3 separate regions of the Homo sapiens genome follow, and regions 2 and 3 are each linked to region 1. The links are chromatin loops, found by intact Hi-C in ENCODE. Cell type or tissue: PC-3. All regions are shown on one strand.

Region 1 (2,500 bases):
AGGAGTATAAGAAAGTGTGATGTGTTGGCAAATGTGGATGGAGTTACCACTTCAGACAGGATGAGAAGACATCTCTAAATAGGTGATAACTGAGCTGACACCCAATGACAAATAAAGGAGGAGACAAGCAATCTAAAATCCTAGGGAAACACATTCTAAAGAGCAAAGAAATTTGGGTGTGTTTGAGGAAACAGAAAGGAGAGTGTTGTTAGACCAAAGGAGTGACCAAGAAAGTATAAAAAGGTAATGACAGAGACTGGTCAGAGGCCATGCAGTGTATTTCTTATGGGTTATGGCAAAGTGTTCAGATCATATCCAAAGAGTAAGCCACTGGAGGGCTGGAACTAGAGTGCCAGTGAAGGGTCATACTTTTTGAAGAAAACTACTGAATAGTGTGCAGGTGCTATTTATTATTGAGGTAGGCAAATGGTGGGATGAAGGATAGTGATAAGGAATAAAGGAAGGATGAGAGAGAGAAATAGGAACATTTTCACAAAGGAATTACTCAAACTCATGCTTGAAGAAGTTAAACCTTCCCGGGTGGACAAAAGAGGGCAGAATGAAAGAAGACAGCATGTCAAGTGGGGGAAACAGCATACACAGTGGAATGAATGTGTAAAATAACATGGCATGTTCTGGGAACCAACAGTCGGAGTTAAGAATCAATGGTGGCTTGATGAGGTTTGCATGTCAGGCAGAGTTTAGATTGCAGGTGAGGGGGGACCCCTGATTATAGGGTTTTCATGATGCCCCTCTTTCTTGCCTTGTCTGCTTGTCCCCTAATTTCCTGAGATAGCTATAGGTAGTTTGAAAATATATGTATTTCAATACCTCATGCTAATCCCCTATATACTTTATCTGTTATATAAATCTTCAGATTAGCACCACTTTTGCACCAGATTGGAACCAGCTGCTTCTGTATTTATTTTCACCATTAGAATGTAAGTTCCTTGAAGTTAGAAACAATGACATTTAAATTCTGCACCCTAATATCTGACACAGCATTAGACACATAATATGAACTCAGCAAATATTAAATTTTAATAGGAATCAGATAGATAAATAGATGGTTGAAATTTCATAAAATATTTGAATTAGTCTCCAGGGCTGAAATCAGAATGTTAGCACTAGAGCATTTTCTATACCATGGAATATATACTATTAAGATGAGGTAGGTAGTAGTTGTTTCTCTGATATTATAGTAAGAGTTTCTGATGGCTTTTAAGTTCACAGGCTCAGGATTAATAGCTCACCCCCATCCAGTCTTGTGATACTGCCTACATGTAAAGCTTCCTCACTAGTCTGACCAGTCTCAATGTTGGTTTCCTCTAGCCTGATCATCAGCTCCCTCTAGAGGAAAGCCTGGAATTAGTACTTAGCCTCACTCATCTTCCTTTAGCCTATTTCCATCGATTTACAGAGCCTGAACCCAGCCAACTGTGGCAACCACCTAATGACTGATTTGATTCCATGTGCAATCTTTCGGGAGTGCCAAATTCTCAATCTCTAACACATAAGTATGTTACACACATATTACTATCCATCTCTCTGAGTGTCCTCCTTCTAAATGATGCAGTTATCATGTAAAGGCTGCAGATTACCCAGATATGAGAAAGAGAAAGAGTAAGAAGCAGACACAGACAAGGACGGAGGAAAAGAGTGAGGATTAGATGGATAGAAGGAAGAACAACGGAAAAATTTTTTCAAAAGTTTCCTTGTTCAGAAGATATATTTATGTTCTTATTTGGAAAACAATGCATGTGACTCAGTATTACATAATCCGTATGTGGCAAAGTTCCCAGATCAAGGGCCTGAAGAATATATCTATAGCAAATTTTGGCCACACCTGGATGCACCAGAAGGGCAGCAAAGATGACACAATGAACCTCAGAGAAGACACAATATTTGAAGAGGTGGACAACTGTCCCTGAGGTTCAGACTCCAAATGAGTAAACAGTAATAGCTATCCTTTGTCTCAGGATGGAACTGGATGGAGGAGTTCCACATAGGGAAAGAAACACAGTCTGAGGGGAAAGACAGGTTGCACCCATTTGTGGAATATTAGTTGAAGGTTGAAAGGAAGAAGAGATTTTGTGTGCCACCCTGAACAGTATTTAATGATCTTTCTGCCCAGCTCCCAGGGACATATGATGGGTTCTCAAGGAATTAAAAAGGGAATGAGATGGAAAAACTATACATATGTGAAATTTAGAAATATGAGAGGTCAAAGCAATTCTGGTTTTAGCTTCATAGCCTGGCTTAACATAGAAGAAAGATATGACTGCTTCATCAGGTAAAAAGGACGCAAGATTAAGAGAAGCATTCAGGAGGTGGTCAACAAACATTGATTTCCTCCCCCTGTTCCCTTCCACATTGCCGTCTGGAGGCTAGAGTCAACACACACACACACACACGCACACACACACACTCTCATCCTGACATTAGCAAGTATTGCACATTTGACGTCATGGATGCAAACCTCCCAGTGGTGACCTCTTTT
Region 2 (2,500 bases), 190 kb after region 1:
ATACATCTGCAAAATAAGGTGTGCTGAACAAGACCACTGAAGTGTCTTCCAACTCAAAACCAGACTGAGAAATAGAACATAGATTAAGTCTTCAGCCTAAATCTTACAGCATAGTGACTGGTACAGCGTAGATGCTTGATGTACACTTAGTGAAAGAAAGGAAATTTTAAAAAAGTAAACTATTTAAATCAGAGCTTCCCACACATAAGCCCTGGTGTGCTGCTTGGCCTAGAAGTGGTTGTACGTGTGTGGAGATAAAGGTTCCCCCTCAGGACAGGCACTCATGACATAAACGAGCTTGGGAAGCACAACTTTTAAAATGTACTACTATTTCAGCAAAAAATAAAATAAATTTTCATTATTAGGATGAGGATAAGTTTCAGACTAAATTTATGAAAAGTTCTTACCACCCTTTATGTAGGAAAGACCGAATGCTTGGCTTATCATCTGGTCCTCAGGCCATCTTAAGACAGAAAACATAAGTAGCAGTTTACTTAAGCAAAGAGGACTTCTTTATGCAATGTATGAATAGAACACAGGTACTTCTTTAAGAGTAACCCCTGAAAAACAGAATACATTCAACATATAGTTCTCTACATACAGAAAACACACTGCAGCAACCATTCTCAAGAGATGAAATTTCTACTAAAGAACATTTCATAAAGTAACAACTGCAATTTCTGCTTCAGCATTTCTAGTAATATCTGCTTAACCTTTCTGATAGTCACCCAGGTTTTTTTTTTCTTGGTGTGAAAATCTGCATTATTTCTTATAATTACTACTACACCTAAGGCATAACAAAACATTTTTAAAGAAATAGATGATCTACAACATGGATGTAAAAGTACGGGGATTTTCTTTCAACAAGGTGCTCAATGGTACTTCCTGATGGGCTGCTTTTTTTCTTCAAGGTCCAAGGAATGAAGCACTGCATCTTTTGGATGCCTACATAGATTTATGGGTCATGACCTCCCTCCCCCATTCTCATGGCCAGCTGCTGCACCTTTGCCACACTGCAATTAAAAACCCGCAATCCAGATAACAAAACTACCTTGCCAACTGTGTTTCATTCCAAAGAGTGAGTCACCCTGAGAATGGCTGCTGGTCTCATCATGTCTGCAAGAAAATCCGCAGATGGGCGGGTTGTTTCTGAAGCATGCATTCAACAGGACGAGGAGCATTCTCAAAAGGAGTACACCATGAAAATCAGCATTAGAGGTAGCATGTGGCTATCAACAACCTGTAGGTCAAAGGGCCTTACAGGATTAAAAAAACCCAGCAAGGTTCATCATTGAAATGGTTATTGAGTTTCCAAACACCAAAAAAAAAAAAAAAAAAAAAAAAGGGCATCCTATCAAACTAAAACCTCATCTTGCATATATCTGAGAAGTATTTGAATTTTATAATTTTTCCCTCACCTTCGATGAAGGTGATGCTTGAGTGATACAGGTAAGAAGAGTGTAAAATTCATATCCAAGAAAGGAATGAATCAGGTACTGTAACACTAGAAATAGTATAAATCCTAAAAAATGATAACTTTTATCATCTGAACAATAGAGTTTTTTAGGTATAATAGTGGGAGAAAAAGATCAGTATTCTGTTGCTGGAGAGATTCTATTTTTGTTTGATCTTTTCACATACACTGACTGCCTGACACACCCCAAATAAATGTCTCTTTTAAAAGAGAGGAATGTCCCTACCAAGTTCTACGGAACTCCCCAAACCACACATAACCTATCATGGCAAGTAATTTTTAGTGTTGCAGTAGAAATGGGCAAGAAAAAAAGTTTTGCTGTTTAGGTATTTTTTAGACTTAACTAGTCATGGGCACAAACTCCTAAGTCTAGACTGAATATGACTTATTAATTCTCCAGAAATAATAGAGGTAGAGGCTTGCCTATGTCTTTGATCCCAGGGATGTCTTCTTGAATTGCCTCCCCGGGTATCTTTTAAAATCCCACCTACCCTTACTGATGCAGCTCAACTGCTGCCACTTCTGTGTGGCTCAGCATTCCCATCCCAGGAACAACCTTCTCCACGACTACATGCAACATTAGGAGTCTCCCCACTTCCTCCTCTTTTAATGCACTTTGTGTACAACACTTTACTGTAGTTACTTACAGATGTAATCTTCTAGAGCATGACAGGCTCCAGGAGAGCAGAAAGGCGTATGTCTTCCACACATTTATGTCTGCAGAAATAGACTGTTTTCTTGTATTTATAAGGTTGCTATAAGGTATTTATTTGAAAAAACACCTATGAGTGATTTTGAGGCTGAGTATTAACGTAGTCTTCACCCATATCTTTAGTTACTTAAACCAAAAGTAATGTTAATACTAAGTTTAAGATCCTAAGATAGTGGTGAGTCTTAAGGTAGGGTAAAACCCATCAAGCATACTTATAATATCCAGGGTACTTTACTATATTAGTACATTCAAAATCGTCACTCCATAGTTTATGTTTAGAGAGAGCAAGACTATCCAGCCAGATACCTCACGCC
Region 3 (2,500 bases), 370 kb before region 1:
CTGTGTTCCTGAAGATGACTTGTAAAAAGCGAGGTAGGATAGTAGAATCTTTCATCCCTTGACCTTCAGCTATCATTGGCTTCAAAAATATCTTTCTCACCTTTAGCAATCTCATTTTTAAAGTTCTTTCCAAAATGAAATTTTACTCCCTCCTTCAATAATTCATTTCAAGTATAAAGTATCCAAGATTTAGGAAATTCTATTTGTCCCTAACCAAAGTCGATGTATTGCTTTACATTATCATTATTGTTAAGACTGAAAGGTGGAAGAGAAAATCTATTCATTCTCTCCTCATTATCTTGAAGATGACTATTAACCATAACCCCAGAACTAAACATCTTAAAAATATTCAACTCAAGGATTCTTTAAGTATGTCAGTAAACATTCACCAGGCAGTGTATATGAAGGAGGTGTATACAGGGTTAGATAGTACTACTATTACTGGCTGTCAGTTACCTTGAATACACTTTTGCATACGAATTTATACATTCTTCAAAAAATAATTATGAGATAAAGGCTATAATTATGCCTCTAGCATAGATGTGGAAACTGAGGCACAGAGATTTAGAAAATTTCCTGTGGTCACAAGCTTTTTCAGGTGATGGAACCAGAATCCAAACTTGGGACACCTGACAACATAGCTGTGTAAGCTCTGCTGCTTGTAAGCGCCAAGGCCTATGCCAGTGACCAAATGTCCCCTATTTTTGCAGAAGTCTTTTTTAATGGGTATTTATTATTTTCTAAGAAATCAAAATTTCACTCAACCGTATCTAATATAACACTGTACATTTTATAAGAAATTTGTGTATTTTGATTTAATAAGTGCTATTATAATCACACAATTTTCTATTGTTTTCAGGGCAAAGGAACAGTTTCAGACCCGTGCAAGCTTGTCTAGACTCAGCTCTTCATAATTATGATTTCGTTTCTATGGACAGAGGGAAAAAGAAAAACAATTTCTACTTTCTATATATCTGAACTTGAGGACTACCAGTAAATACAGAATATTCATAATTCATACAATAAAACCTAACTCCATTTTGCATACAACTGTTCACAACTATTATTTACAACTATCAGCTATCATTATACCAATTATGCCGATATGGTGATATTATATTAACTATCATATTACAACTGTCACTTTCAGCAGTCATTTCTCCAGTACTTCAAAATCACAGAGCTAAGCCTTTGTAATATATTTTCTCATTTATTGCATCCGAGAACACTATGACCTAGATAAAATTATCAGCCCTATTTTACAGTTGAGAAAATTAAGGATCATAAAAGTTAAGTAACTGGCCTGGGTTTAGTGCTGAGGCAGAATTGGAATGTCTTTCTGCTATGTATGTCTGACAGCAAAAAGCATGGTTTTATTATAGTGACCCGATAACAGATCCTGGGCCCAAGGGTAATTATTTTTGAACATACTATACTTGTCAGGCTCTCACTGTATGATTGCCACTTTGCATCAAAATTTATTAAAATATTTTTTCAATCTCTTGCTGAACAAATTTTGCAAAACCAAATAAAAAGAAAGATAATGAAGCATGTGTGTTGGCCACCAGGGGGTGCAAGGTCCAGCATCCTAAATCATGTCCTCAACTTTGCAGGCCTTTTCTTGTGGTATATGAAAAAGGGAACTCTCTTAAGAAAGGCATAGAGTAAATCTAAGGGGTTTTGTAAATCAAAGGTCAACATTCGTTTGAACTACACCTGGTGGTAAATTAATATCTTTGAATTATGAAACTTGATCGAGGATGGGCCGACTGTGATAAAAAGAAATCAAATAAATGGAACTTCTACTATTTCTACACTATTTTCAGCATAATAAAAATTTGAAAGTGTCTGGCAGAACATTTAGCCACAAGAGTTTTTAAGGTATTGATTTCTGGGAGACAATTTCTCTTGATAGACGGCCTACATTTTAACAATGACCACTTCTAAGGGTGGTCTTGCCTGTCTTCACGTCAACCCACATAAATTGGACAGAGTGGGGTATATATGCCCAGCAAGGCAGGCTGGGGGCTCAGCTGTATATCTTTGTTTCTGGAAGTACTATTTCTATATCTAAAATGTATCTGAAGGCATGTTTCCTTGGAGGTATAATGCAACTATTGCCTCATACCTGGGTCAGTTTTGTTTGAATATTTCTGTTGTCATGCCGATTGTCAGCATGGTCCATAATTATGAAGAGTCCCTGATTGTAAAATAAAATAATAAAGAGAAAAATCAGTAGGAGAGTGCCTGGGGTGAATTTATAATGCATTTAAAGTGTGAAGCTGTCCATTTAACCCTTAACAATATTCATTTTCTTCACAATGTGCAAACCTTGTCAGTAGTTTGAAAAGCTATGAATTTAAATAACCTTAAGCAGCCTCAGAAATGAATAATTTGATAGGTATATCTGGCAGATGGTTGAAATGTCGAAGCTTTTTTTTCTTTTTCCCTGAGAACATGCTGCAGGGTTTCTGCCAAACTTAGGTTGTAAGGAAGGCAA

What was found. Hi-C counts contacts between places; a loop is a spot of excess contacts. Peaks named below come from ENCODE experiments on the same cell type or tissue, not always from the same donor. Only the 100,000 strongest peaks of a DNase experiment are listed, where the experiment ranks them.
Region 2: it touches region 1 in a loop (4-fold over the local background); 3 of 110 quality-filtered maps call a loop at or near these places.
Region 3: it touches region 1 in a loop (18-fold over the local background); 34 of 110 quality-filtered maps call a loop at or near these places.

What each region holds. Positions count from the first base shown.
Region 1 is chr9:23,490,977-23,493,476 of GRCh38, forward strand. No RefSeq gene overlaps it. Among named protein-coding and RNA genes, the nearest start is that of ELAVL2, 330 kb to the right of the region's middle. In PC-3, CTCF peaks have their summits at 1,374 (motif pointing left) and 1,375 (motif pointing left); DNase peaks (open chromatin) are centred at 1,355 and 1,805; H3K4me3 peaks cover 485 bases; H3K27ac peaks cover 1,525 bases.
Region 2 is chr9:23,685,400-23,687,899 of GRCh38, forward strand. No RefSeq gene overlaps it. Among named protein-coding and RNA genes, the nearest start is that of ELAVL2, 140 kb to the right of the region's middle. In PC-3, no CTCF peak of the experiment used is centred here; a DNase peak (open chromatin) is centred at 1,072; H3K27ac peaks cover 2,263 bases.
Region 3 is chr9:23,121,666-23,124,165 of GRCh38, forward strand. No RefSeq gene overlaps it. Among named protein-coding and RNA genes, the nearest start is that of LINC01239, 480 kb to the left of the region's middle. In PC-3, a CTCF peak has its summit at 1,560 (motif pointing right); a DNase peak (open chromatin) is centred at 1,596.